2 separate regions of the Mus musculus genome follow, and region 1 is linked to region 2. Evidence: chromatin loops called from intact Hi-C (ENCODE). Cell type or tissue: heart. All regions are shown on one strand. Each heading gives the region's core, and the rest is flanking DNA. Links, peaks and the distances in the headings are about the cores only.

Region 1 (14,851 bases), core at 2,434-10,433, 160 kb before region 2:
TACGAAAAACCAGCCAGTACAATGACCAAAAGCAACTTGGGGAGGGAGGGATTCATTTCATCTCACAGCTGAGAGGCCATCATCCAGAGAAGTCAGGGCAGGCATCAAGGAAGGAACCCAAAGGCAGAAAAGAAAGCAGAAGCCATGGAGTCCTGCTTACTGGCTTGTTCTCCAACTTAAAAGGTCTCGCATGTGAGTGTGTGTGTGTGTGTGTGTGTGTGTGTGTGTGTGTGTGTGTGTGTGTGTGTGACACGCATGGTATTCTAACAGGGAGTTGTGAGTCTCCCAGGATGAGTGATGCCAGTTAAACTCAGGTCCTCTGGAAGAGCAGTGGGAACTCCCAACTGCTGAGTCATCTCTCTGCCCTGGCACTGGATACCCGCTGCAGTCTCAGCACCTGTAGCTAATTTTATGAATAGTCACAGAATGAGAGGTCTTGGGAATTAAAAGTATGAGTGCTGATGGCAATAAAATGCAGTGATCCTGGGTTATATCTATAAAAAAACACTCGAGAATACTATTGGGCAAAAGTCATCCCCGACGTACAGCCTCTATGCAGGCTACTGTCAAGGACGTTTGCTGCTGTGTTGTAAGGCACGAGAGCAGCATGCTGGACCACCTTGTATATGGCTCAGAAATGACAAGAGACAACGAACCTAATCTGTCAGTTACAACACATTTAAAAACAGTTATATTTGACATTACATCAAAATAAAGTTTAAAAATGAAAAATTTCAGGCCAGGTGTGGTGGTGTACACCTGTAATCACAGCACTGGGGAGGCAGAGGCAGGCAGATCTCTGGGTTTGATGTTAGTGGTCTACTAAGCAGGTTCCAGGACAACCAGGGCTACACAGAGAAACACTGTCTCTGGAAACACGACAATGAGGAGGGGTGGTGCTGACTTTAATCCTAAAGCTTAATATGACTTTGCAGCCAGCCTGGTCTACAGAGCAACTGCATAGCAAGACCTTGTCTCAAAAATAAAAAACAGCCCGGCGTGGTGGCGCATGCCTTTAAGCCCAGCACTCGGGGAGGCAGAGGCAGGCGGATTTCTGAGTTCGAGGCCAGCCTGGTCTACAGAGTGAGTTCCAGGACAGCCAGGGCTACACAGAGAAACCCTGTTCCGAAAAACAAAAATAAATAAGTCAAAAACAAAAGGTAAAGAGGTGGAAAAAAAATAAAGCTTTTGACTCTTGGGGATGGGGCAGGGGGTGGGGTGGGGGGGATGACGACACTAACCCCGAATCTGAGCCACTTCCTGTTCTGTGACCTGCACCTACCTTCTCTCTACTCGTATCCACCCTTTTCCTTTTCCTAGAAATGACAGTTATTAGGTGGCTCCGTGATGGTATAACCCAGTGACACCCAGGAAGTGCAAGGCAGGAAAGCTGGGAGCTAACCTCCCACAATAGTAGACAGACAAGCCAGGTCACGGTTGTCTGTACTTTGGGGTCTCTGAGTATTTGCTCCCAGACATCCATTGGGCCGGTCCTATCTGGCAGTGAACCTGTTCTTTCCTCATCTGTTGTTCTGGGTGCTGGCTGCACCAACCCCACCTCCTCCCCGTGCGTCAGCACCAGCTGAGGTCACCCGCCGCTTGGCCGCAGCCCTGCCTGGGTTCCCCTATCGGAGATGACTCAGCGGTGGGTCCGCCCTAGCCCTGCCTGGTTAGTAGTTTCCTGGTCCCTCTTGGCCTTTAGGGTGAGGAGGACTTGGAACCGCAGGTGTGCTGCACCCCTCACTAAGTGGCAGTAGCCGGACCCACCTGGCGGTCCACATAGGAATGACACTGGCCGCCACTGACCTGCCTCCCGCAGGGGCCATGCCAGGGGCGCCATCTGCTGGGCCCTGTACCCAGGCTCGAACCCCAAGGTCACTGCCCCAGCATCCAACCACCTGGGACAGCTGCGCGCATAGTACCGGCCCAGCGTTCTCCTGCTCCGCCCCAGGATTTGGACTCAAGGGGGTGGTGGTGGTGGTGGGGTGGGTGGTGGTGGAGCTGGAAGGTGGCTCTTTCCTCCTGTCTGAAGTTTGAGGTGGCCTTCCCGAACTCTCAGCCTCATATGCTGAGGACCCAATGAGCGAAATGGACTGCGGACTGGGCTCCAAGGATGCGGGTGGCCAGAGGCTTGAAGGGGGATGAATGGTCTACTCACTACTGTAGCGGGCCACACACTGGATTTAGTCCTTTAGTCCAGACACTTTCACTGAGCTCGCCCGGGTCACACCTTCCTCCCCTGACCCCCGAGCCCCGCCCCGGGAGGGGTAATGGCAGGGTCAGAGTGACCCGCAGAACTCCAGCCTAGCCTCTGCCTACCTCCATGACTGCTGGGGCAGTGGCAGGGTACAGACCGTCCAGAGCACCAGCATTCTGCCCTTGTCCAGCCCTGACCTGGCTCCCAGTCAGACGCTGTGTCCACTTCCTGAGGGTGGTACACAGGCCCTGAGCCACACTAGCTCTGTAGGCTACTCCATGCTAAAGCAGGAGGTCTGGCTGACCTGTGTATTTCCCTGTCCCACCTCCTGGGTAGCTGCTCCTTGCCCATCTGGGATCACTAGAGCTTGGATTGGGGGATTCTTTCTCTCCACAGCTCCAAACCCTGCATTTTAGGATCACGATGGAAGTGGGAACCGGGTCTGCCCCACTTGCTCGGTTGTCCAGGCCCTGCTCACTTCCGCTGCCACCTCCTGAGCTGAGAAGCCTTCCCTCTCCCTTCCTTTGGCTTCCTGCCATGTGCACCACATCCAGCTTCATAAAGGACAGAGCTTCTTTGTTTAAAGATTTATGTCTAGGAGCACACTGTAGCTGTACAGATGGTTGTGAGCCTTCATGTGGTTGTTGGGAATTGATTTTTAGGACCTCTGCTTGCTCCGGTCAGCCCTGTGCATTCAGGCTCAAAGATTTATTTATTTTTTGGGTTTTTTTTTTTTGAGACAGGGTTTCTCTGTATAGCCCTGGCTGTCCTAGAACTCACTCTGTAGACCAGGCTGGCCTCGAACTCAGAAATCCACCTGCCTCTGCCTCTTGAGTGCTGGGATAAAGGTGTGTGCCACCACACCCGGCCCAAAGATTTATTATAAATAAGTACACTATAGCTGTCTTCAGCCGCACCAGAAGAGAGCGTCAGATCTCATTACGGGTGGTTGTGAGCCACCATGTGGTTGCTGGGATTTGAACTCAACACCGTTGGAAGAGCAGTCAGTGCTCTTACCTGCTGAGCCATCTCACCAGCCCACGATGGAGTTTCTGTGGCTAGCTACTCAGTGGGTATAAACAGAAGCCTCCAGTCCATGGGCCTGGGGGTGGGGGCAGTCAGTGGCAGAGGTGGAACCCAGTCAGTGACACCAAGGTGCGCAGAGCATGGATGGAACAGATCAGAAACCTGACTGGGGTGGCCAGCCTGCTAAAATGAAAGCTGAACTGGAAGCAGGTACAGACAAGCGGGGCTGGTCAGAGGACTAGAGGTGGCTGCAGGATCTGCCTCTTGTTGTGCAGAAAGTGGGTAAGAGCTGCAAGGGGGCTATCAGCTTTAGGAGGTGCATGTCTCTCAGGAGGAGGCAGCCAGCCCTTGGACACACTTTCTCAGACCACTTACCACATCCACATCTCACCACAGCAGTGAGGAACAGATGGTCCCTGGGTGCTGGAGCGGCTTAGTGGGCATAACAGGGAGCAAGGTCCTGAGAGAAGAGCTTTCTCTTTTTTGAGACAGTTTTCTCTATGTAGCCCAGGCTGTTCTGGAAGTCACTGTGTACACCAGGTGAGCTTTGAACTCACAAGAGATCTGCCTGCCTCTGCTGCTAGAGTAATGATTCAAAGGTGTGGGCCACCACACCCAGCCGAGGTGGAGCGAATCTTTGAGATCAGGCCAAGGCCTAGGCAGGCAGGCCTGCCTAGTCAGCCTCAGGTCTGACACAGGTGCACTAAGTGGCTGGGCACACCTCGGAGCAGCTGGGAACCTCCTCCAGCCGGGCAGATGCCCTTCCTAAGGGTGGGTGGGGAGGCTCTGTTTGTTGGCCAACACACTTTGTTTCATGTGTGCAGACCCTTGACCTTCATGGTTGTAATGTGTCCTGGCTTCTGCCACCCGAGGCTGGCTCAGACTCACCCTCGGTTTACTGCCTCCCTTCCAGTGGAAAGGCCAGACCTGTACCTCTCGGCACAGACAAGATGTCCCCACCTGCATGTGATGTGTCTGCAAAGGCCTAGACAGGAACGTGGACTCCAGTTATTTAGACGTTGAGCTCCTCAGACTTTTACAGTTCCCTTTTTATTCTGGGCTTTTAGGTTTACTTAAAAGTTTCAAAGACATCAGAGGAGTTCACTCATTACACTGTAACGTCAGCTCCCTTACTGAGGGTAACCTTGGCATACATTCCAAACCTGGCCTGATGCTCCCGGCCTTTTCACTCTCTTCTGTTCTAAGGTTAGGTTGACACCCCTGAGGGCAGGAACAGTGGAGACCATGTTTCTCGTTCCCGTTGCCTAACAAGGAGAAAGTGAGTATGAAGTGCCTTGGTGGGCGGAGCCTTGCTGGAGGATCCAGGTACCAAGCACAGAGGTGACCGGACTCTCCGGGGAATCCAAAGTGGCCGCAGGGAGAAGGAAGTGACAGGTTGCAGTGACCACCTGGGAGGGTGTCGGATGGAGCCAGCCTGCAGTAAATCTCCCCAACTCTTCAACTGCTGCATTAATCCACCGGAATATGAAATAAGATGCAACAACGTCACAATAAAAGCCGACCAAAGCCAGCAAAGGAAAAATGTTTTTTATCATTTCTCTAGACTGAGTCTTTCTTTACAACGGAGACACGCCCACTTCTGGCAGCCCTGCAATCGTGAGCCTGCAGCCCTGGCCTGCAGGCTCACGGAAGCCAGGCATTCTCAATTCCTGCTCCAAGTGGGGTGGGGCCGCCAACTTCCACAGCAGGCAAGAACAGCCCGGACCTGACCTTGGGCGAGGCCTCCCTCACACTGCCCAGTTGCAAAACTGACAAATCACAGCGCCTCCTTCTCGTGCACCGCGTTAGGAGGCCGGGCTGCGGCTCCGCTCCGGCGGGGCTGGGGCTACCCCTCCCCCGCGTCCCCAGGGAGGGCTGCGTCTCGGATCCCAAGCGCACAGGCGAGGGTCTCCGCGCGCACCGGCCGGAACCGCCTTTGTCCTGCGGGCCAATGGGTAGCCTGCTTGACTAAATAAGGCGAGGAGCGCGGCCCGGCGCCCCGTCCGTTACGTCCGCCCCCGTGACTCAGGGCGGCCACTGGCCTCCCGGCGGCGGGCGGAGCGCGGGTCGAAATCGCCAAATATGGCCGCGCGCCGCCCGCCGCCCCTGCCCCCACCCGCACACCTGAGTTGCACCTTGGTCCCGCGGCGGGACAAGGCGCCCCCGCCGGGGGAACCCGGCCTTACATGGCCGTTCCGTGCTCGCAGCGCCTTCTGCACACAAGCAGACAAAGGCGTCTTAAGAGAAGGCTCGGATTTGAGGGCCAGGCCCCCGGCAGTACTTCTTGGGTAGCCATGGGCGTGTCAGAGGTGTGAGTGCTCACCGAAACCTTCCACTTTCCCCACGACTCTCACCCCCACCTACAAGTGTTAGTTAGCTGTTAGCTCCTGTAGGCTCATGGTGGGGTCCTGGAGGTCCAGCCCTGCATCCCCCTCATGGGTGGTGCTCCCATTTGACAGGCACCTCTGTACAACCACAGGGCCAGCGCCCTTCTTTCTAGGCCTGATGTTGCACAAAAGGTGACTGAGTGTTGGCACGGGTTTATGGCCAGCAGGTAAGCAGGGCAGGCTGCTTGGTCCCCCTGGGTCTTGTGTTCATGTCTCAGATGGGGAGCTGACCTTGCAGGGCTGCCTGAGAGCGCCTGTGCATAGGGTGGGAGTGGCACCCCGTACCTGCTCGAATCAAGCTCTGTGCCCTGTGACCTTGGAGTCCCTCACCTCACTGCTACCCTCCGCTTCATTCCACAATGAACCATTCCAGAAGCTTACAAATAAAACCCGGTTAACTCCCGTGCCAGCTTTCTCTTCAGGCACCATCTAGGACGGCAGCGCCACGACCCTGCTAAGGGTGACAAGTTTCCAAACAGCCGGGAGAAGGGCAGCGAGGCCGGCCCGCCCCCCACGCCTGTCCGGAGGGGACTAAGGCCTAAGCATTCTGTGCCCAAAACCAGTTTGACCCGGACTTCATAATCAGTGGAGAGGAGTCTCGCCAGCTGACCCACGCGGGGGGCGGGGCTGGACCATCCTGAAAGTCGGGAGACTTCCCCTGCCTCAGTTTCCCTACAATGTGTCCCGCAAAGCCAGCATAACACAATGCCCACTCACACCACCACCACCACCTTCTTTGATGCCCAGGGACACCCAACCCCGTGACGACCCCTCCTCCAATAAAGGGACATGGCTGAAGTGGAAGAACTGGTGACCCTCTCCCACGTGACTGGGATGTGATGGCCGCTCCCCGGACCCCCGGGAATCCCTCCAGCCCGTCCCCAGCCAGGCACACACGGACCCTGTAGAGAAAGGTCCTGGGGGGTGTGCGGGGCACAGGATTCACATAGGGGCGGGGGCCACGGGACTCACCCCAGATCGGGGCGCGGCCCGCCCCGGGCTTGGCAGTTTCGGGGCGCAGCCCGGGCCCTCCCTGCTACGCGGCAGTCCCGGGGCAGGGCAGGGCCGATCGCACGCACGCCACTCGCCGAGACCCCCGCGAGCAAGAACCGGGCCTCCCGGGGTCGCGAGCGCGCGGGGGCGGCGCGGGCGGGGCCGTTGGCGGCGGCGCGGGCCAGGGGCGGGCGGGCCCGGGCCCCACGTGTCCCTGGCGGGCGGGCCAATAGGCGCCCGGCTTTTGGAAAGATCGCCATATATGGACATGTTCTGGGGCCGCGCGCGCCCCCGCCCGCGCGCGCGGCCCGCTCCCGCTTAAATAGCGGCGGGGGAGGCCGCGGTCGGTCTCACACTCCGCCGCCGGCTTACACTGCGCTTCTTGCCGCTCCTCCGTCGCCGCCGCGTCCTTCGCCGGTAAGCTGCCGCTCCCCGGGCTTGGCCCAGTGACTTCCTGTGGCCCTTTCTTCCCGCTCACCCTGCCTGCCGCACCGCTGCGGAGCGGAGCGGAGCGCAGGGCGCCTGACGGGTGGGCCTGGGTCTGCAGCCGCGGCTGGGGGCAGGGCGGGGCCCGACGCAATGCGCAGCCCCTCCTCGCCGCGGCGGAACGGGGCGCTGCCGGTAGCCGACGGTTACGCCGCCCGGGGTGGGGACTGCACTCCTCCGGGGTGGCTCGGCCCTGGCCGAGGACATTTTCTGAGTTCGGTGAGGGCTGCGCTAATTCCGGGGCTTCTTCCTGCGCAGATCGCAATGGAAGAAGAAATCGCCGCACTCGTCATTGACAATGGCTCCGGCATGTGCAAAGCCGGCTTTGCTGGCGACGACGCCCCCAGGGCCGTGTTCCCTTCCATCGTAGGGCGCCCCCGACACCAGGTTAGTTGAGAGGAGTGGCCTCCCTTGTGTTCTCTCTGGGCCCGGGTCGCGCGGTGGGTGGGGCGAGTCTGACCGCGGCCTTTTCTCTCGCAGGGCGTCATGGTGGGCATGGGCCAGAAAGACTCATACGTGGGTGACGAGGCCCAGAGCAAGAGGGGTATCCTGACCCTGAAGTACCCTATCGAACACGGCATTGTCACTAACTGGGACGACATGGAGAAGATCTGGCACCACACCTTCTACAATGAGCTGCGTGTGGCTCCTGAGGAGCACCCGGTGCTTCTGACCGAGGCCCCCCTGAACCCCAAAGCTAACAGAGAGAAGATGACGCAGGTATGCTTGAGCCGGGACCTTGCCTCCCCTTGGGCGTGACGAGTCATTTTGTGTTGTGCCTCATTTCCTGACATTCAAGCGTTTCTTTGGTGTTTCTAGGGTTCTGTTCCTCTTCTCCTGGCATTTCCTCCCTGAAGCCTCCAGGTTTCTGTTTGCGTTTCTGCTTGCGTTCTGTTCTTTTTTTCTTCACACATCACATTTGTGGCATGCAGCATGCAGAGTGTGGGTGTGGGAGGCTCAGGGCCCCTGCTACTCACTCACTCAGGTGTTCTTTGTCTTTCCACAGATAATGTTTGAAACCTTCAATACCCCAGCCATGTACGTGGCCATTCAGGCGGTGCTGTCCTTGTATGCATCTGGGCGCACCACTGGCATTGTCATGGACTCTGGTGACGGGGTCACACACACAGTGCCCATCTATGAGGGCTACGCCCTTCCCCACGCCATCTTGCGTCTGGACCTGGCTGGCCGGGACCTGACAGACTACCTCATGAAGATCCTGACTGAACGGGGCTACAGCTTTACCACCACTGCTGAGAGGGAAATTGTTCGTGACATAAAGGAGAAGCTGTGCTATGTTGCCCTGGATTTTGAGCAAGAAATGGCTACTGCTGCATCATCTTCCTCCTTGGAGAAGAGTTACGAGCTGCCCGACGGGCAGGTGATCACCATTGGCAATGAGCGGTTCCGGTGTCCGGAGGCACTCTTCCAGCCTTCCTTCCTGGGTAGGTGTCCACAACATGATTTAGGAGCCAAGGGGCTCTCAGAAGGGATGGAACACACAGAATGTAGTGGCTAAATGAGCTCTGTTCCCTAGGCATGGAGTCCTGTGGTATCCATGAGACCACTTTCAACTCCATCATGAAGTGTGATGTGGATATCCGCAAAGACCTGTATGCCAATACAGTGCTGTCTGGTGGTACCACCATGTACCCAGGCATTGCTGACAGGATGCAGAAGGAGATCACAGCCCTAGCACCTAGCACGATGAAGATTAAGGTGAGTGGCTACCACCCGGCCTGAGCTGGCCTTAGGACCTGTGGCTGGGAAGTGGGACCCACAGGAAGGGCATGAGTGCTCATTCAGTGTTTTTCCTCCACAGATCATTGCTCCCCCTGAGCGCAAGTACTCAGTCTGGATCGGTGGCTCCATTCTGGCCTCACTGTCCACCTTCCAGCAGATGTGGATCAGCAAGCAGGAGTATGATGAGTCAGGCCCCTCCATCGTCCACCGCAAATGCTTCTAGATGGACTGAGCAGGTGCCAGGCATCTGCTGCATGAGCTGATATTGAAGTATCAATTTGCCCTGGCAAATGTACACACCTCATGCTAGCCTCATGAAACTGGAATAAGCCTTTGAAAAGAAATTTGTCCTTGAAGCTTGTATCTGATATCAGCACTGGATCGTAGAACTTGTTGCTGATTTTTGACCTTGTATTCAAGTTAACTGCTCCCTTGGTATATGTTTAATACCCTGTGCATATCTTGATTTAGTCCTTAGTTCATGTGGCTCGGTCACTTGGGGGCTGGGGAGAGCACGCTGTAGATGAGAAAGCCCCAGCCTGGTGGATCTCTGTGAGCACCACTGAGTGATCTGTGCAGGGTATTAACCAACAGCAGACTTCCAGGATTTCCTGAGGCTGGCAAGGGTTCCTGAACCAGTTACCACTCCTTCTTGCCAGTCTAACAGGGTGGGAAAGTCCGAGCCTTAGGACCCAGTTTCAGTTCTGGTTTCTTCCCTCCTGACCACCATCGGTTGTTAGTTGCCTTGAGTTGGGAACGTTTGCATCGACACCTGTAAATGTATTCATTCTTTAATTTATGTAAGGTTTTTTGTACTCAATTCTTTAAGAAATGACAAATTTTGGTTTTCTACTGTTCAATGAGAACATTAGGCCCCAGCAACACGTCATTGTGTAAAGAAATAAAAGTGCTGCAGTAACTGACCATTGTTTTTCTGGTTTGGCACAGGGCTGTGGGGTAGGGTGGAGTTGGGAAATGGAAAGGTGTGTCTGGTTGCCTAGCAGCAGAAAGCCTTCCCATTGGTAAGAAAGCCTGTACCCCAGCTTAAAGCCAGCCATGCTTGGAGCAGATTGTTCACTCCCTGCCACATTCTCAAAGGGTAAGGAATTAGGCCAGACAGGCAGCCACAATGAAGGGCCTCACACAGAAGCATTGGTGAGGAGAGCAGGCAGCTCTGGTGTTATCAAGTCATGAACAAGTAAGGAATGTAGCCATGGTCAAAAGAGAAGTAACCTAGATGTCTTAACAATTGCAGCCTTTAAGAGGCCATGCAACATTATTCCTCTATACAGGAATGAAGCTTAGCCACATAGACAACCTGGTAAGACTGGTTATCCAAAGGTGGTGCTGTCAGCACAGGGTTAGGGTTTGGCTGCTCAATGGGAACAGTCTAGGGTGATGAGGCTCTGGAATTAGGGCTAGAGATGCATTTCAATAGATGTTGGAGCTGAGTGCTTGCCAGGCCCTAGGTTGAGTTCCAGGAACCACCTGAATTGAGCATGCTGGCATGCCCGTTAGCAACTCAAGTGGAGGTGACAGGATCAGGAATTAAAAAGTCTTTTAGATTTATTTATATGTAAGTACACTGTAGCTGTCTTCAGACACTCCAGAAGAGGGAGTCAGATCTCCTTATGGATAGTTGTGAGCCACCATGTGGTTGCTGGGATTTGAACTCCGGACCTTCGGAAGACTGCTCTTCCGAAGGGTGCTCTTACCCGCTGAGCCATCTCTCCAGCCCCTCAAAAGTCATTTTTATATATGCAGTGAATTCAGCCAGGCCTCCCTGAGACCCTGTTTGTTTGTTTGTTCGTTTGTTTTTTGTTTTTTTAAAGTGGATGGGGGTTGGTGGGACTGGAGAGTGGTTAAGAGTAGAGAACCTAGTTCTCAGTACCTGTAACTCTAGTTCCAGGGCACCCCATGCCCTTTTCTGGCTTCTGGGCTCCTGCAAGAACTGTTGCATATAAATCGTTGCATATAAATTCATCTAGGCAAACACACATTAACAAAATAATTTTAGCCAGGCAGTGGTGGCGCATGCCTTTAATCCCAATACTTGGGAGGCAGAGGCTGAGTTCAAGGCCAGCCTGTTCTACAGAGTGAGTTCCAGGACAGCTAACAGTTATACAGAGAAATCCTGTGAATAAATAAAAACAACCCCAAAATAATTTTAAAACATTTTAAAAACTGAGTGTGATTGCACTGGGAAGGTAGGGGCAGGTGGATCTCTTGAGTTTGAGGCCAACCTGGTCTACAGAGTAAACTCCAGGCCAGCTAGGGCTACAAAGTGAGACCCTGTCTAAACAAAATAACCCCCCTCACACATACATACACACAATAAGCCAGGCAGTGGTGCACACCTTTAATCCCAGCCCTCTGGGGGCAGGGGGAGGTGGATCTCTCTGAGTTGGAGGCCAGCCCCTGGTCAACAGAGTTCCAGGACAGCCAGGGCTACAGGGAAAGACCTGTCCTGGAAATAAATACATTTAAAGATACAGCATTACAGACAAAAAGAGTCTAGACAGCTAAGTAGCAACATGAAGAGATACTGAGGCCCCAGCCCCAGAAGCTAAGACTCCTACCTTCAACACCAACCCTAGTTCACACTATGTTGCTTCTGGGAGCCCAGCTTGGCCGAAGGTCCCTGGCCTGTGATGAGAGACAACCTTGGCCACTGGAACTCACCTTGGACTATCTGCCTGATGGTGACTAGATCGGCTTGGGCCGCTGGAATGTCTTGGACAGAATAGGGCACCTGAGGAGGAAGGTAGGGCAAAGTATAATATAGATAGACAGAGGATGGACGGACAGACAGGCAGGCAGATAAAACTGGATGGACTGGAACCTCTGAAGTGGACTCTATATCTGACAATCCAGAAAATGAAATGCCTTTCCCGGCCTGGAGCACTGGCCTTGGTGATGCCCCTGCTCCATCCCCAGCCAGCCCTCACTGCCTGCTGGTTTCTGATGTAGATCTTTCCTGCCAGCTCCAGACTACCTAAAAGTTAATCAGCCAGTCTGTCTCCTTAGATTCATAGAGACCCAGGTCTGGTGTCACCATCACACCTGGCACAAAGTCAGCCTTGAATATACATTTGTAAGATGACAGAACATGGTCACACCAAACAGTTTTAATTTACTTAGTTTTATTTGGCAAGAGCATACTACTAGCTCATCAGAGATCGTTAAGTGCTCCTTAAAGAGGTGATCAGGCTCAGGCTTGGAATAGGGTGACTCAGTATTCTAACCCTTCACCAATGCCAATGCACCAGTGCTCATTCTAGCCCGAGCCTGACCTGGTTTTGGTTTTCTTTTTTCTTCTTTCTTTTTTTTTTAAATGTTCTCTCTCTACTTATCTCTATCATCTCTATCTATCTATCTATCTATCTATCTATCTATCTATCTATCTATCTATCTATCTTTGCTGTTTGTTTTCGAGGCAGGGTTTCTCTGTGTAGCCCTGGCTGTCCCGGAACTCACTCTGTAGACCAGGTTGGCCTCAAACTCAAAGATCCGCCTGCCTCTACCTCCCTAGTGCTGAGGGTAAAGGCTGCCCAGCATAAAAACCAGGGTTATATTGGTCAGAACAAAGTGAAAGGAAAAAAATGTTTGAGATTGGGGGAGTAATATTTGAGCTGTGGGGGATTGTTTTGCTGTTTGTTTCTTGGGACAGGATCTCACTGCAGCCCAGCTGGTCTCAAACTTAACCACTTTTAGTGTGCAGCCCACGCTGGGCTTGAACCGAGTCCTCTTGCCTTAGTTCCCCTTCTCACTGGGACTCACAGGCTGCAGCACCAGGCCAGTCTGTCTCATGTGTGCGTGTGAGAGATGCATCCAGAACATTCACAAGCCAGAGGCTGACATTTCTTCATCCCTCTACCCTTTTTTTTTTAGATTTATTTATTTTATGTATGTGAGTACACTGTCTGTCTTCAGACACACCAGAAGAGGGTGTCAGATCCCATTACCGATGGTTGTGAGCCACCATGTGGTTGCTGGGAATTGAACTCAGGACCTTTGGAAGAACAGTCAGTGTTCTTAACCACTAAGCCATCTCTCCAGCCCTCTACCCCTTATTTTAATTTATGACTTTTTTTTTTTTTTGTTTTTTGTTTTTTTGAGACAGGGTTTCTCTGTAAAGCCCTGGCTGTCCTGGAACTCACTCTGTAGACCAGGCTGACCTCGAACTCAGAAATCCTCCTGCCTCTGCCTCCCAAGTGCTGGGATCAAAGGCGTGCGCCACCACCGCCCGGCCTAATTTATGACTTCTTTTTTTTTTTTTTTTTTTTTTAAAGATTAATTTATTTATTACATGTAAGTACACTCTAGCTGTCTTCAGACACTCCAGAAGAGGGTGTCAGATCTTGTTACGGATGGTTGTGAGCCACCATGTGGTTGCTGGGATTTGAACTCAGGACCTTCGGAAGAGCAGTCAGTGCTCTTAGCCGCTGAGCCATCTCACCAGCCCAATTTATGACTTCTAAGACAGGATTCTTTTTTTTTTTTTTTCTTGGTTTTGGTTTTAGTTTTGGTTTTTTCGACACAGGGTTTCTCTGTATAGCTTTGGCTGTCCTGGAACTCACTTTGTAGACCAGGCTGGCCTTGAAATCAGAAATCTGCCTGCCTCTGTCTCCTGAGTGCTGGAATTAAAGACGTGCACCACCACGCCCGGCCTAAAACAGGATTCTTACGGAGCTCACAGCTCCTAATTCCAATTCAGCTAGACTGACTGGTCAGGGAAGCCCTGGGAATTCCAGTCTCCTTCAAGTCCAGCACTGGATTCAGACATGTGCTGCCACACCCAGCCTTTCACATGTCAATTCTTGCTCAGTAGGCACCTTACTCCCTGTGCCATCTTCTCAATTTCTAGCTGTTTATTTCTGAGATAGTTCTGTCCCTCTGTCTGCCCTTCCTTCCATCTGTCCTTCCTTCCTTGAGCCAGATTTGAAACAAGGTTTATTAAATCCTAGACTGCCAGATCCACCCTCAGGATTCCCAGAGTGTAGTAGAGATAGGTAGGCTTTTTCTTTTCTTTTCTTTTTCTTTTTTTTTTTTTAAAGATTTATTTATTATTATATGTAAGTACACTGTAGCTGTCTTCAGACACACCAGAAGAGGGAGTCAGATCTTGTTACGGATGGTTGTGAGCCACCATGTGGTTGCTGGGATTTGAACTCTGGACCTTCGGAAGAGCAGTCGGGTGCTCTTACCCACTGAGCCATCTCACCAGCCCCAGGTAGGCTTTTTCTATGTAGCCCAGGCTGGCCTTGAATTTGCAATCCTCCTGCCTCAACCTCCTGAGTATCTGGGATTATGGGACAGTGCCAGCAGGCTCAGTTGTCTGTTTGTTTTAAATAAAACACATACACTGACAATAAATCATTAAAATAAAAGAAATTAAGAAGTCTAATTTGGGGCTGGAGAGATGTTGTTCACTGGTTAGGAACACTGGCTGTTCTTCTAGAGGACCCAGGTTCAGTTCCCAGCACCCACATGACAGCTCACAACTGTCTGCAACTCCAGTTTCTAGGAGTCACACCAATGGATATAAAATACAATTAAATAAAGTATTTAAAGGTTTTTTGTGTTTCTTTTTTGTTTTGTTTTTTTGAGACAGGGTTTCTCTGTGTAGCCCTGGCTGTCCTGGAACTCATTCTGTAGACCAGGCTGACCTCGAACTCAGAAATCTGCCTGACTCTGCCTCCCAAGTGCTGGGATTAAAGGCTTAATTTTTTTTTTTTTTTTTTTTTTGGTTTCTTCTTTTTTGGTTTTTCGAGACAGGGTTTCTCTGTATAGCCCTAGCTGTCCTGGAACTCACTTTGTAGACCAGGTTGGCCTCGAACTCAGAAATCCGCCTGCCTCTGCCTCCCGAGTGCTGGGATTAAAAGCATGCGCCACCATGCCCAGCAAAGTATTTTTTAAAAAGAAATTATAAACCCTGTCTCAAAAAACAAAAAAAAAAACAAAAAAAAAACAAAAAAGAAGTTATAATTTGTGTGAATGAATGAGAGTTTGGGGCTAC
Region 2 (14,851 bases), core at 3,891-11,890:
AAGAAGAAAGCAAAATACCACCAGAATACTCTATTCCCCAGATTATTTTATTTTTTTATCTTTTTCTTATTTTAAGATTCTTTTTGAGTCTGGGCAGGGTCTCAGTATGCTGTACACACTACAGTGGAGTTTCATCCAAACCCTGAAGTTGATGAAATTGAACAGTCACCACATAGCCCAGGCTTGCCTGGCATTCTCTGAGTAGTTCAGGCTGACCTTGAACTCATGATCTTATGACCTTAGCCTTTTGGGTGCCACTTTACTTGGCTGCATTCCTGTTACAATTTTCTCTCTGAAAATGTTACCAGTGCTTTTATAATATTCCGTGTGCTTTGAAAACTCACTCTTTCCTGTGTTAGCTCAGGCTAAATCTCTATTATCTAGTAGACACCTACTTGACTGCCCATCACATTAGCAACAGTTTGTTCTTTCTGGACACCCCAAAGCAAGTAGAACAACTTCCAGGCTGGCACTCCACACCGCCAAGGAGTCTCCGAGGTGATGGCTTCCCTGCCATCATCCATGGGACACTTGGGAGTGGCTGTCTGCACTCAGTGTGGGAAGAGGACATCAGATAGGCTTGTGTGTGCTTGAAACAGATTCGCATTGTATCTGCCACATTGTGTTGGGTTTGTACCCCAGCCAGAGTCTCCATGAGAAGGAAAAACTTGAATGGAAAGGTAGAAACTTAGTAGTCTTTCTTCTGGCCTCCAGATATCTGTGAGTACCCACATCCTCAAACAAATTAAAAAAAAAAAATGCTATTCTGTCTCCAGGGACAGGATTGTGCCTGAAGCTTGGCTTCACTCAAGTACAGTCTCTCCAACTGGCTGGGGACACGTTGAGTTAGCTGTTGCCCTTCCAGCCCTGTAATCTGGTTAGTACTCTGAGGCTGTTATAGGCCTAAGCCCTGTGTGTGTGTGTGTGTGTGTGTGTGTGTCCCCACATGCACTTGTGCACACACAAGTTCCATGGCATCTATGTGGAAGTCAAAGGACAGTTTGTGAGAATCAGTTCTCTCCTTCTCTATGTGGATCCCAGGGACAAACTCAGGTCATTAAGCTTGCCACTAGGTACTTTTACCTGTGGAGCCAGCCATCTTGCCCAACCAGATCTATGTCCTTTTCCTGGACCAAGTTTTCTTCATCATTGTTCTCAAAACAATAATGACCACTTTTCCTACATATTTGGGGGATTTAAACAGTAGCCCTTTCAACCTGAGACTCCACAGTTCTAAGCAACCTTCGTTATACCTGGCCTCGATTTCTGCAGGTGGCAGGTGACAGGCTTCTCCGTTTCTCCTAGTTTGCTGCAGGGTAGCCAGGGAAAATGTCACTATTTCTACCTCCTTAGTTTCCCTGTCATCCACAACCCAGGGTTCCTTCTACCCAGGGCTCCTTCTGTCCACTTCTGTATTAGTCAGGACAGCCATTCCAGTCAGCTGTCACAACCATGCTGCTTAGAGAGCCTCAGAACATGGCTTACAGTGTCCCGAGGGACTGAGGTTTGCTCTGGGATGCTCTCTCCTCCTGAGACCAGATCCACCCCATTTATTCTCCCAATAGACTATCTCCTCATCCTGGCTCCTTGGCACCCAATATAATAAGGCTGACCTCGCTAGCACATTTCAAACTTTATCCACTTCACATCTGGTAACAATCCCATGTGCCAGAGGGAGCCATATTGCCAAACCCAAAGTCAGGAGGACGGGCAGGGCTCCTTACACTTGTAGTAAAGAAGTAGACATGAGCCGTTAATCCCTGCGCTCAGGAGGCAGAGGCAGGCGGATTTCTGAGCTCGAGGCCAGCCTGGTTTACAGAGTGAGTTCTAGGTCAGCCAGGGGTACACAGAGAAACCCTGTCTCGGAAAACAAAACAAAACAAAAACAAAAAAGAAGTAGATATGAAATCAAGAACTAGGCTCAGATACTTAAGATAAATTTAAACTAAATTAACTAAGTTTAATTGCCTGAACACACATTCTCTGGGAATAGACAGCACAAGCCAAGCCCAAGATTTCTTGTGAAAAGAATGGCCAGGGTCCTTCAACTTCTGCAGAGGTCAGAAGAGGACACCAGATTCTCCTGGGACTGGAGTTACAGACAGTTGTGAATCACAATGTAGCTACTGAGTCTTTATGAGCACTGACTGCTCTGCCAGAGGTCCTGAGTTCAATTCCCAGCAATGGGGTCTGATGCCCTCTTCTGGTGTGTCTGAAGAGAGCAATGGTGTACTCCTATACAATGTAACTACTGAGACTCAAACCCAGGTCCTCTGCAAGTGCTAGACAAGTGCTCTTAATCACCGAGCCAATTCTGCAGCCAGGGCCAGTGGTTCTAACTTGTGCTGCTCTGTACTGTTCAGTGCTCCCATCAGTGTTCCCATCCAGTAGTCCAGTCTCTATGCACTGGGCCTCCTGTGCTGCTGAGAACCTCAGTGGAGGCTCTAAGGCCAAGAGAACTCCTTCACATATGACTCTCCAGGGCATCTGCTTAGTTTCAGTCCACTGAGCACAGCCCAGGAAGAGATTGTCTCCACAGACTCCCACCCATCACCCTGACAGAGATCCCAGAATTCCACAGTTTCCTCTGAGAGGCTCTCCTTGGAGCCCTCCTGCCGGCCAGCAGTTTCCCTCCCATGCTCCCTCTTGCAGGAGCAGTGCCCTGACTTGTCTCCCAGGCACTCTTCTTGTTCTCTAGTTGTAATGGATTTTAAAACTTTTCTATCATTTCTAGGGCTTGAGGGTGGGAAGAGAGGCTATTAGGAATTATCTTGACCACTATCTTGATTCAATCCCTCTTGGTCTAAAAAAAAAAAATCAGTTTGTGTCCACCCTGGGGTGCTTAATCCCTGGGAGCTGAACTTCAAGGTCGATTTGATCACCACGTCTGTGGTTTGCAACCATAGCCGGACAAGTCCTAGATCCTGAGTGCTGCAACTTGCCCTTCAGTTAGCTACAGGCCCTCTCAGGATCCCTGGACTTCTGAAAAGAGGAATTTCAAAACAGAGCCATAAAGGTGGCTGAGTACTGCCTTCAGCAACAGGGAATTAGATGTTAGCTTCTGTGACAACCTCCTGGGAGATGCTGGGATTGATAGCGCTCAGGTGGAGCCCTGCAAATCCAGGGTTGTAATGTACCTCATTTACCTCCGGGGCTCATTTTACCATCGGCGGCACCAGATTACAGCCCCTACATCAGGTGGTTGTTTTCCTTTTCTTCTTGGTTTGCGGATTTCACTTGGAGCCAAGATGCAGAAAGGGAGAAAAGGTTGGGAAACACCTCCAGGTCTGAGACCAGGACAAGGCGGTGAACTCAAGAGGAGACACCTGCCTGCTCCTGTAGGTATGGCTTGGCTCTTGTTTGTCTCCTGCACTTGCTGCCCTGGCGTGGCTTGGGGCACACTTGAGATGTATCTTTCCCTGTCTGTCTGGGGCAAGCCAGCAACAGCTCTCTGGCCGTGGTCCACTTTAGCCTGAATATTTTTCAGCACTCGATATTTCTCCGCTCAGAAAGCAAATGAGTCGCTGCCCACTAAGGTGGTCCTGGGGCAGTGGCCCCCAATCCTGTAGTCCTTCCTGAGAGGGCCTATGCACCTCTGCCCCTGAACTCAGAGACGCCTTGAAAGCTGAACATCACATTATTACCACTCGATCTCAGAGAACCTTCCTGACTTCTGGGGATGTTGCACACCCTGAATTTCAAAGTTCAAGGCACTGCGTGTCCCGGGTGCAAGGGGCCATTCTAAAATCAAATCCCCTGGGGCTTCCTCTCCCTAGAGTCCAGATATGATTCCCTTACACTTCCTTCCGGATTTGGGGGCATCTTTCCAGATAGTGGAAAGGAATCCAAAATTTGTAATTCCACGGCGGAGCCAGCTCGAAGCTGCAGACACTCTCGGCCTCAGAGCCCAGATCCTGAAAAGCTTACCAGTTTACCGTATCTTCTCGGGGAAATAGACCCTCCTCTTCGGCCACACCTCCTGGATCATCTATTGGCCAACCTGAGCACCGCCCACGCGATGCCATTGGTTTGCACCGGCTGCCCAGACAAAGGGAGCGGCCGCTGCGGGAGGCGATGGGGCGGGGCTAGGCGGAGGCGCTGGGGCAGGCGGGGACGCTGCCCTCATGGAGGCGGGGCGGGGGCCTCCACGTGGGTGGGGCTGGGCGCCCTCCCCACCCCCACGAGGGCCGCGGCCGTGGGGCGCTGGTAGCTCTCCCGCCCCTCCGCCCTGCACCCCTCCCGCCCTAGGGCTCTTTCCTGGACTGCGGCTGCAGCCTTCTCTTCCCGGAGGGCTCAGAGTTCGTCCCCTTTTCGCGATTGGGAACGTGGACACGCCGGAGCCTGGATGCAGAAGGGCGCGCGGGAACAGGGAGCTGGTGCGCGAGCCGCAGCCCAGCGTCCAGGCCGCCCCACTCTCTGCTGATCCAAAGGACTAGGGAAACCCTGCGCGCCGACGGTGGCCTGGACGTTGGCGCGGGCCCTGGCGCTAAAAAACGGATCCCATTTCCAGAAAGGCGGGCCGGGTATCCCGCTCCTGCCTCCTGGAGAATTAGCTCGGCGGAGGTCGACCAGCCGGGTAGGGAGGGAGGGATGGAGGGACAGGCCTAGGGTCGACCAGCCGGATAGGGAGTAGCTTCTGGGAGCTCCCTTGCCTACGGAGGGCCGGTGAGGCTGCCCTCAGAGCGCCGCCAGGTACGTGCTTTTTCCTTGTTTCCCGCGCGCCCAGAGCACACTCTGGGGAGGGAAGGAATAAAAACCCAGCTGGTGTGTAGGAGATTTTCGCACCAAACGTGTCTTTCTGAGGGGTCCTGGGACGGTAGCCGAACTCGGGGTAGCCTCCTGAGCTGTATTCTGGAATCCCTACTGGGCTCTCCACCACCCGTAAGACGGGCTTGGAGCCAGTTCCTGTGGAAATGCGCGTCACTTTCTTCAGAGGCCCACGAAATTCATCCAGGACTCCATGGGTACTACAGCAAGATGGCTCTGTTTCGAAGTGGTTCATACAGTTATCCCCCAACCCGGAAACCTAGAATTCTCGTTTTCTGAACCGGGATGTTTACTTTAGGGAAACCTGGTCTTGGCTTCTGCTGCGCGCCGGGTGTCTAGGAACGAATCCCTCCTGGATCCGGGAACCCCAGATTTGCGGGGTTAGGAGATACCCTCAGAGTTGTGGTTTTTTGTTGGTGGTGGTTTGTTAAGAGCCTGGTAGCTGAACTGGAGCGGGCCCCGTCCCCTCCCCCATACCCACTTCAAACAAAAGAGCTCCTCCGAGAATATTTTTTAAGGGGAAAGCGCTTCTGAATGTGGACCCTCAGTTCTCCCCGCCCCCCGTTCCGAGGAAGGACAAGGGTTTTATATGTGTGTTTAAAACAAAGGCGAAGCTAGACGCGAGTTGCCGGGAAAGGGCCGCTTTTATTTTAAAGTTCTTGAAGAATTCACTTTCTTTTCTCCCAAGTTAGCTGCAGCTGAGCCAGAAGCGTCCCCACTGGCTTACCCGATAGTGGGATTTTACACGGTGTCGGCTAAGGGTGGCTTTGTGAGAAGACCATTTCAGAAGAAGAAACGGGGCTCTGGCTGGTGGGGTAGAAACCCCTATGGAATGAAAAGTACTCCCAGTCTCTTTGAGGAAGATTGCAAAGTAAGGTGGGTTGTTTTTCTTTTGTCCCATCCTTCCCACCCCTTAAATTAGAAGAAAAGGCCCCCAAGCGTGCAGCACCAGGTGGACGTTTGGAAGCTGCGAGTGGAATCTCGTTTAAAAACTTCCGGCCCCACGCACACCAAGTATCCATCTTCGTCGTAGTTGGGGTGAGGAAGAGTGTGACTTCCCTACCCAGAGTCTGGTTGAGCACGGATCCCGCCGAGGAGAGAAGGGTCCCGGCCGGGGGGAAGGTCCCTCTTTCTGGGACAAAGCGATCCTTAATTGTGGCCACCTTCCAAAGTCCGGGGCGAATTCGCTACGCGCGTCTGCCCGGGCGGCGCTTGGTGGGTAGTCCCGCTTCCACCAAAACTCTGTGTTTCCTTTCTCTCAAAATAAAACTCAACAAGCCATAAAGCTTCCGACGCCGGTGGAGAAGGCGCCGCGGATTTATGGCCCCTGAATTCCCTACTCTCTAATTATCCTTGTTTTTACTTGACTTATGGGTAGTGACCAATAAAATCATTTTCCATTTTGGATTTTTTTTTTCTCTCTGGCTAACATGAAAAATTCAAGTTGCGCCCTTCTCTCACCCGCTTGGACAAACCTTTTTTCTGAACGGGGTTGGGGATAAAAGAACCCTGCCTCCATCTTTCGCCTCTACTGAGGGCTGTCCTGTCTCCCAATTCCCCGATTAATTGCATTTAGGGGAGAGCTGCCTCCACCCCTTCTCCCTCCACTCTAGGGCCTTTCTGCGGATCTTTCCCTAGAAACCCCGCTGGGCTCCGGCTCTGAACAGCACCGGAGGACTGCAACGCCCACCCAGGCCCTGCTGCGGGTCTCCGGTGGCCTCAGCTCCTGTCGGGTAACCTCCCTAGGCCTCCCGGAACGCTCACCGGAGCTCGAGCCTTTGGACGTTCAGGGGGCTCCAACTTTATGTGGGGATCCCCGGACCGCCAGTGCCTGCCTCCCCACCCCCCACCCTCATCCCTTTGTTCGCCTCTCCGGACACCGAGTTGAAGGCAGGAAAAAAAAATAATTAGATGGAAATCAAAGATTAGACGGGGTGCGCTGGCCGCCAGGGCGAAGCCAGCCCAACACTCCGCCGGCGCCTCATAAATCTTTTTCGCAGGCCTGACAAAAGCCACGTCCTCCAGTTCCCTGGGAATCTAGAAACTTATCGATCTCCTCGACGTCCCCCAGACACCCCTCTTTGGGATCGAGGACGGAGAGTCCTTGGTGACCCCCCCCCCCACTTATGTCCAGCCCAGGACGTCCCAGCCCAATCCCGGAGTTAATTAATTTTCAGAAGTGGAAGAAGGTGTCAGAGGGAGAGATACCGACCTGGGCCCAACCCCCTCCCAGGAAGGGCAGCAAATATCCAAAACCCGTTTGTAAAACCAAAGAAATGTTAGGGTGCCACGTTTCCCTTGCTCCAGCTGCCTGGAAGGATGTATTCTGAGAAGGGTGAGGGGCAGCTTAACCCCTCCTTGGCGACTCCTTTGTCTGGTCCAGCCATTTCTGGAACCAGCGGGGCGCCTGGGACTGGGGTGTAGAAGCCAGGCTCCCAGGCGCTGGTCCCGCAGGTGTGACGCACGCTGCTGTTGTGGGTCCGAGCCACGGGTGTGTGCGGTCCACGTGCGATCCACCCGGGATTGCACCCGAGAGCCCTCCGCCGGAACAGTTGAGCACTTGCGGAGTCGTGGTGCTTTTAGAGTTTTTAAAAACTTGAATTAATTGGGGGAGTAGAGTGCTTTCCGACGCGAATGGAGGTGTCTTAAAAATTATATCCCATTGTTGAACCAGTTGTTTCCGATCTTAGGTATTAAAGAAATGTTGCCACATTTAATTTTGGTTGCCGTGAGATAGAGAGGGGAGCCCAACATTTTGCAGTAATTTGATAAGCCTTCAAGTAGCAGATCCGAAAGGGAGGCTGGCGGCCCAGGTATAGTTTCTTTATAACCTGAATTTACAATGAAAGCATTCTCCTTTATGGATATAATAGATTAGATTTCACAACTTAATTCTCTGCAATGGCTCCGTTTAAGGGAGCTCCGGCTGATTTTATTACGCCAAGCCAAATTGGATGCTTGTGGTCTTAACGAAAAGTGATTGTGACATAAAATATATAATTTTAAAGTAAAAAACCAACGGGTTCGACCCTGCCCCCTCCCCCCTCCCCCTTTCTCCTAACCCCTGCTCCTTATTCCCCAGTTTGGGAAATAGGGGAATCATGGGTGTTGGTTGGTTTCTGCCTGGAAGTTTAGGCGACCCGGGCCCGGGCGGTGGATTGGCGGCCTGGAGGGCCAGGCCAGACCCTCCCATCTGGTAGTCAAGAATATGAACACTCCCAACACAGTCCAGGGAATCTCCGGGTACTCTTCTGCCCATGCTGGTGACTTCAAAGCCTCCCCAGGCTGGCGTGGAGCGCCAAGGAAGCATGCTTTGAGCCGCAGCGCGCGCGCTGTCTCTCTCCAGTCTGCGTGGAGTGAAGCGTCTGTCCTCTCCTCCCAAGGCCACCACCAAGGCTCTGTAGGCGGCGGTGCCCAGGGCTGGCCCCGGACGGCTCCAAGTGCCGCACCCGAGCTGTATTCAGCAAGTGTGGTCGGTGGGGACTGGGCGGCGGACGGCGCGAGCAGCTCTCCAAGCCCAGCCATCCCGCCCCTGAGCGCCGGGAGCCCAGCCCTACAAGCCGCAGCCGACAAGGACAAGGGTCTTTGGGCTCCAGCCGACCTGGCCTGCCAGCGCCTGCGGCCCACTCTGCCGTCACTTCTCATTAAGGTCGGGCTATGTTCTCCTGACAGCGCCCCTCATTTCAGAGTGCTTTGTTGGAGACTGATTTAGCCCCCCAGAAGCTCGGGGCAGCCAGCAGCCCGAGTGAGGTCCGCTGATGGCCCCAGGCGACTGCGGGCCGCCCCAGACTCCCCGCTGAGACCTCTAGAGCTAGGTCTGGTTTGCTGGACTCTCTGGATGCAGAGGCAGCCTGGGTGCCTCCGGGTTCCCACAGGCCTCGACCCCCGCGCTCCAAGGACGCGTGCGTGCTGGTGCGTGGCCCACAGGCGGCGGGGGCACACCTTAAATTAAATCTTTGCAGCGCCTGACCTTGTTTTTTCCTGGGGCGATAACGGCAGCAGCTGTTTTTTCCAGAATTCCTGCTGCTGGGGGAGGAGCGTTATTATTATTATTTGGGGTTGTCACTGCCTCCTGGAAACCTTCCACGGTTTCGGAAAGTGCAACAATAGCCCAGCAGATTTCTAGAGGAAGCCCCCTCCCCTGCTTACTCCAGGGACCACAATATCCTCTTACTGAAGCTGGAGCCACCCCTACCCGGATCTGTCTGCTTCTTGGCCTTCGGACCCCAGTCAGGGTCCTAAGTCCACTTTGCTCCACTCTGCCTGCTGGCCTCTGGCCACTCTTCGGGCAAAGCTCTCAATGGAGAAAATGGGTTAAAGTTAGGTGTGCCTCCAGCATTCGCGGGAGCATCCTAACTATGCCTGCTCCACGTGGTCCCGGCTCCAGCCCTGCTTTCAGATATATCTTTCCAGCCTAAGGGAGGTGCCTAGAACTGGGAAGAGCTGGGCCTGTTTGTTTCAGGAGTCAGGGTTAGCCCTGAAGCAGTTAAAGATTAAGAGACCTGGGGGGAGGGGAAGAGGGCCTTCCAGGGACTCTGGCTCAGTTTTTGTCCTTCTTAGGGCCCCTCCCTGAGAAGCCTGGCCTCTGCCTACAGTTCACCAATGTCACTGACCCTACCCTCATTTGGAGCGTTGAGCGGTGGATCCAAGAGGACAGTTGCTGGCTCCTTGTCTGTTAAGGGAGACTGGCAGCCCAGGTTACTAGCCACAGTCAGAATTCCCAGCCTCTGGCTCAGTGTAGCCCTGGAAACTCCAGCATGTCCATAGTGTGGAGAGAGGCCTTGGTCCTCCTCGATACTTCCCGAGTGAGACAAGGAACCCGGGAGAGTGGCAGGGATCGTGGAAGTCTGACCAGCTGGCTGACTGACTGGCCTTCTGGGTAGGGAGTGTGTGCAATCCTCACGGCCAAGCCCAGGCCTCCTCCTCTGCCTTCTTTCCTGCACAGTCCAGTGTGGTCAGGATGGGGAAGCTATCTTCCCCTAGCAGCAGAGTCCTCTTTGTGTCCCATGTCCCCAGAATTCCTTTGACCTGACCCTCCGTCTGTATGCCTGCGGAATTGCCAACAGCGGGCATCTTGTCATGCCCGTGAACTTATTTACAATTCCGTTTTGCCAGGTTTGTAGTGGACAGGGGAGTCAGTTTTGCTAGAGACGCTGTAGAAGGCTTGGTCGGGCATTATACTTCACAAGCCGCCCTTGTGTGGTAACAAAAAGATAAAATGCCCTTTGCAATTTAAAGCCACAGCTTGGGTGTAGGGAGTCTTTGCAGCTCGGTGGTAGCGACCAGCGGTCAAGAGACCAGAGTAGCAGGATGGACCGTGGATGCTGGGGCGTCCCTTCCCTGAGGCAGCTCGAGAGGGGATTGCTATAGACTGCCTTTTTAAAAAAAAAAAATCAAAGCAAGGCCTTTCAGGGGCCTTGTTCTCCAGCTTGCCCTGCAAGCCTGGGGTAGCATTCCTGAGCCAGGCATCCGGAAGACAGCTGGGGAAGACAGCGCCTAACAGATATTCAGGCTTTGGGTAAGGTGGCTCGCCTTTCTCCACTCTACCGGCTGCTGGGCAGGTCCCTCAGTTCAGAAGTAGCTGGACAGCTCTCTTTCTCTTCCCCCCACTCCCCCAACACACACACACATAGTAAGAGACCTGTCGGGTCTGACCAGGTAATAGCAACAGCACCCTGCCCTGAGATTCCCTTCTTGGCTAAATTGGCTATTTGATTCTTCTAGTCTCCCAGAGATGGCGGTGTCTCCGTCGGGGGCTTTTGCCCTGCCAGGATGCCACATGCATTTCTGGGACTTAGGAACCCATATGGCCTCTTCAGGTGTCTGCTTGGTCTCCTCACTCTCAGCACACACTCTGTTTGGGCTTCTCCCTGGATTTGTTAGGAAGGAAGCAAAACCCTCTGACCCCACCCCAACCACACACAGACCCAGATGAGCCCTAATGGCAGCAACATTTAAACTTCAGTCACAAAGCCAAAGCAAACTGGCCCCTCCCACCCCCTCAGCAGGTGGGAGCCACCCAGGAGAGCCTAGCCCAGCATTAGATATGCTAGGTATGCACAAAAGAACTGGAGAATGGAGCCGGGGACTTCCCTAGCTGGAAGAGAGGGGACCCCTGGTTTCTAATTGGAGAGAGAGAGAGAGAGAGAGAGAGGGAGAGAGAGAGAGAGAGAGAGAGAGAGAGAGAGAGAGAGAGAGAGAGAGAGAGAGAGAATATAAAGGGTGAGACCTGGGGACTATTGGGTGGGACACCCTTCCAGGCCTGAAGCATCCTGCCATGGAGGTTATAACATAGCATCTCAGCTGCTGCTTGTTCCAGTATTATAGACCCAGCACTAGACCTATCTGTAGAACCATCCCAGCCAGGGTGCCCATCCCTCTGTCTCCCTACCTGGCCCTCCCCCTCCACATCTGCAGAATATCACAGAGCCCTGAAGGAGCAGGACCGAGGCAGCCTGACCCTTCTCAGTCTATGAGCAGGAGCAGCCTCCTGACTGGTGGCCTTGGCCTTGTCTGACCTTCCATGTTCCAGAGGATGAATCCTCCACCTGCTCCCCCTCCCCCAGGGGCTGGACTGGGCCTTTGCCTCCTTTTCCCTTCCACTCTGGGAGTCTTGGTGTGCTAAGTTAATTGGCAAACTTTCCCAGAAGTAAACTTGAGGGATGAAAATTAATAATTTTCCTGGTGTTGTACTCATTGCTAATCAGGCCAGCTGGGGGGAGGGGGCCTGAGTGTCTGAGAGGACCCTGGAAAAGCCATTAATATGAAGGAGATCTTCCAGCGGGGAGGAGTCCCCTGTGCAATTTAGCAGTTCAGCAGCTCCAATGCTAGGCACAGTGACATTGGGGTGGGGGTGGGGGCTGGAGTGCTTGGGAAGGAGTCCAGCCATCTCTGCCCCAGGGCCAGGCAGCCTGCTCCGTGGCAATGTGATCTGGGTCAGCAGGCCATCTTGGGTACTTCCAGTGGATTCTCTCACTGACCCAGGAAAGCAACTCATCACCACCGGCAAGATAAAGTGGGGACCCTGACAAAACCCCAGGCTTGGGAGGGCTGGGCCCCAGAGAAGGAGCTTGATGAGAGCCAAGAATAAGGCCACCCACACCCTACCCTAGCCCTCCTTCCTGAGACAGGTGTCCTGCAGGAAGTGCAGCCCCAGAGAGATTTTGGGATCTATCCCTGACACATTAGTGTCCACTGGGCCTCTCAGTGTAGCCAACAGAGGCCAGGTTGTGTATAAGGCTCAGGTGGCCACCTCTCAGTGCTCTTGTGAGCCACAGCAGAGTCCCCAACATAGGTTTGCTGTCAGCTGCTTTGCCAACTCCGGGATGCACCTTTATATCCTCGGGGACAGTTTCTCAGGGACACATCTGGACAGTCTAGCCTTCAAAACACAGAAGTGGACATAAAAGAACCTAAATAGTTTTGACTCAGGAGGTCTAAGAGCCATCCAAGAAGACTTGGAATGGACTCTAGGCCAGCACACATACACACACACACACTGTTCTGTTAGTGGAGTCAAGGGTGGATGCATGGATGGATGGATGGATGGATGGATGGATGGATGAATGAAGGATTACTGATGAAGGGCTTCTGAGGCATGAAGATGGCCTGCTCACCTCCTGACGGGCTGCTCTGCTTGCTGCCAGCCGAGCTGCTCTCCAGGCCCCATCTGGAACTCTCCCAGAGAGCAGAGTCAACCTTTAGGGGACAGACAGTGGCAAACCTCAGGCATGTGAGTAGCCCGGGTGCAGCCTCCCATTGGCAAGTGTGGCCCTGGAGGGGCTGGGTCATGATCATGGAGGCAGGAAGGAAGATTGCATCAGGTGTGGCTAGAGGCTTGCTTGCCCTCTGGTTTGCAGGCTCAGCCATGAACAAGCAGTCTCAAGCCTTCCTGGAATATTCTGGGTTTGTGGCAGCCCAGAGTGTCAGCTTTCTGGAGAGTGCCAGGCCTATGTCCCTGGCACTCTCAGGGGATACAGATGTGAAGGAAGAGAAAGCTGTCATTGAGAAGTGGTTGGTTTGATACATCCATATCAACAGAACTTAGGGCCCTGTGGCTGCTCTGCTACAGAGACATATCACTGTACATAAATACAGAGTAGGTCAGTTATTTGGCCAAGGTCACACAGTAGGATTTGAAGTAGGTCTGTCCGACTGAGAAATACAGTCTTTTGCATGATACAATCTTAAAGATTAGAGTCCTCATTACACCTGACATATCTCTTCTTAAAAAAAAAAAAAAAAAAGCTGGGGCTGGAGAGATGGCTCAGTGGCTAAGAGCACTGACTGCTCTTCCAGAGGTCCTGAGTTCAATGCCCAGCAACCATATGGTGGCTCACAACCATCCGTAATGAGATCTGACACCCTCTTCTGGTGTGTCTGAAGACAGCTACAGGGTACTTAGATATAATAATAAATAAAATCTTTGGGTCAGAGCGAATGGGGCTGGCTGTATTAAGAAGGGTCTGAATTCAATTCATGAAGGCTCACAACCATCTACAGCTACAGTGTACTCATATACATAAAATAAAATAAATCTTTAAAAAAAAAAAGCTTTATTGCTGGGCAGTGGTGGCACATGCCTTTAAGCCCAGCACTTGAGTTGCAAAGACAGATGGATCTTTCTGTGAGTTCGAGGCCAGCGTGGCCTACAGAGTGAGTTCCAGGACAGCCAGAGCTACAGCTACACAGAGAAACCCTGTCTGGGAAAAAAAATCAACAACAAAAACCAAACCAAAAAAAAAAATCTATTATTTGTGTGTGTGTGTGTGTGTGTGTGTGTGTGTGTGTGGTGTGGTCTGTGGAGGTCAGAAGAGGATATCAGATCCTGTGAACTAGAGTTACACGCAGTTGTGAGCCACCTGACACGGCTGCTTGGAAGCAAACTCCATTCTCTGCAAGGGCAGCAGTGAACTGTTAAACCATTTTTTCAGCCCCTTTCTGCTGCCCAGTACCACCTGCGGCCTTGGGACCTCCAGCTTTCCACAGTTCCCAGGCTGGACAGGCCAAGGAGGACATCACGACACACAACGCTCACACCCCACCTGGCAGCTCTGGGGCCTGAGACCCGTGGGTGAGACAGGCGTTCTGACCATTTCTCATGCTATGCCACTAGGCTTGACTGAGATGCCCTGTCCAGTGGCTCCTTTCCCACCCTTTCCCCTGCGTGGCTGAAGGAATCTATGCAACAGGCCTGGAAGATCCTGTCCCTGCAGGTGACAGTGTCTCCAGCCCTAAAATGACACTTGTCACTGAGAGAAACTGCAGATTCAGCAACCTCAGTCACTAATACTGGAAGATCTTAGCACTGTGGGTTGTAGAACACAGACTAGCCTCTTCCATGTCGGTGACTACTTATCCTTACCCAGCCTCTGGCCTTGCCTAAGGTGTCTTGTCTTGTCTTGTCTTGTCTTGTCTTGTCTTGTCTTGTCTTGTATTATCAAGGTCACTTCTCAGCCTTCTCTTATGTGTCTCATGGGGTCAGTGTCCCACCTTGGCCCTGACTTCCCCCAAACCTCCACATGTTACATGTTACTAGTGTTTAGTCCTGTCTGGCTTCTCTGACCTATCCTGGGCTCAGGGATAGCTTTCCCATGTTGAAACACAGGAGAGCAGTGCTGGGATGTTTGAGGCAACTCAGGAACTGAGGTAGACAGCAGAAGACAGGCTCAGGTGCCCCCCACCCCCACCCCATGCTAACAGGCTTGCTTGAGCAGCCACTGTAGCTGAAGCACCGGGGGCTCCTGAGTCAGCAGATCCTAGGGCTTGGGAAACTGGAGCGACAGATGGGGTTACAGTTGTGAGCTGCCACGTGGGTGCTGGAAACTGAACTAGCATTCTCCGTAAGAGCAGTAAATTCTCTTAACCACTGAGCCACCTCTCCAGTCCTCAGGATTAGACCTCTTAGCAAAAGTCAGGGAAAGGTCAAAATTCAAAGTGCAGCTTCTGAATGTGTCACACTTTCACACCAGCAAGAAGACAAAATCCTCTTTCTTCTTCTTTTCGAGTTTTTGGGACAGGATTTTTCTGTGTAGCCTGGCTGTCCTAGAACTTACTCTGGAGATCAGGCTGGCCTCGAACTGAG

The links. Hi-C counts contacts between places; a loop is a spot of excess contacts. Peaks named below come from ENCODE experiments on the same cell type or tissue, not always from the same donor. Only the 100,000 strongest peaks of a DNase experiment are listed, where the experiment ranks them.
Region 1: a loop joins it to region 2, with 11 times the contacts of the local background. A loop is called at or near these places in 5 of 42 quality-filtered maps.

What each region holds. Positions count from the first base shown.
Region 1 is chr11:120,340,594-120,355,444 of GRCm38, reverse strand. It overlaps Actg1 (actin, gamma, cytoplasmic 1), which reads left to right and starts at 6,950. Exons shown (of 6, transcript NM_009609.3): 1 at 6,950-7,020; 2 at 7,348-7,476; 3 at 7,570-7,809; 4 at 8,096-8,534; 5 at 8,627-8,808; 6 at 8,912-9,758. The coding sequence starts at 7,354. The coding sequence ends at 9,055. It overlaps Mir6935 (microRNA 6935), which reads left to right and starts at 8,032; the gene lies at 8,032-8,095. 0610009L18Rik (RIKEN cDNA 0610009L18 gene) reads right to left here and starts at 6,767. Exons shown (of 2, transcript NR_038126.1): 1 at 6,583-6,767; 2 at 4,255-4,688. In heart, for the core only: a CTCF peak has its summit at 4,908; DNase peaks (open chromatin) are centred at 4,514, 5,054, 5,744, 6,844 and 7 weaker places; H3K4me3 peaks cover 6,059 bases; H3K27ac peaks cover 6,781 bases.
Region 2 is chr11:120,179,281-120,194,131 of GRCm38, reverse strand. 2810410L24Rik (RIKEN cDNA 2810410L24 gene) reads left to right here and starts at 4,276. Exons shown (of 3, transcript NR_030682.1): 1 at 4,276-4,692; 2 at 5,456-5,643; 3 at 6,381-7,482. It also overlaps Gm9734. In heart, for the core only: CTCF peaks have their summits at 4,925 and 8,688; DNase peaks (open chromatin) are centred at 4,041, 4,891, 8,981, 9,641 and 3 weaker places; H3K4me3 peaks cover 6,869 bases; H3K27ac peaks cover 8,000 bases.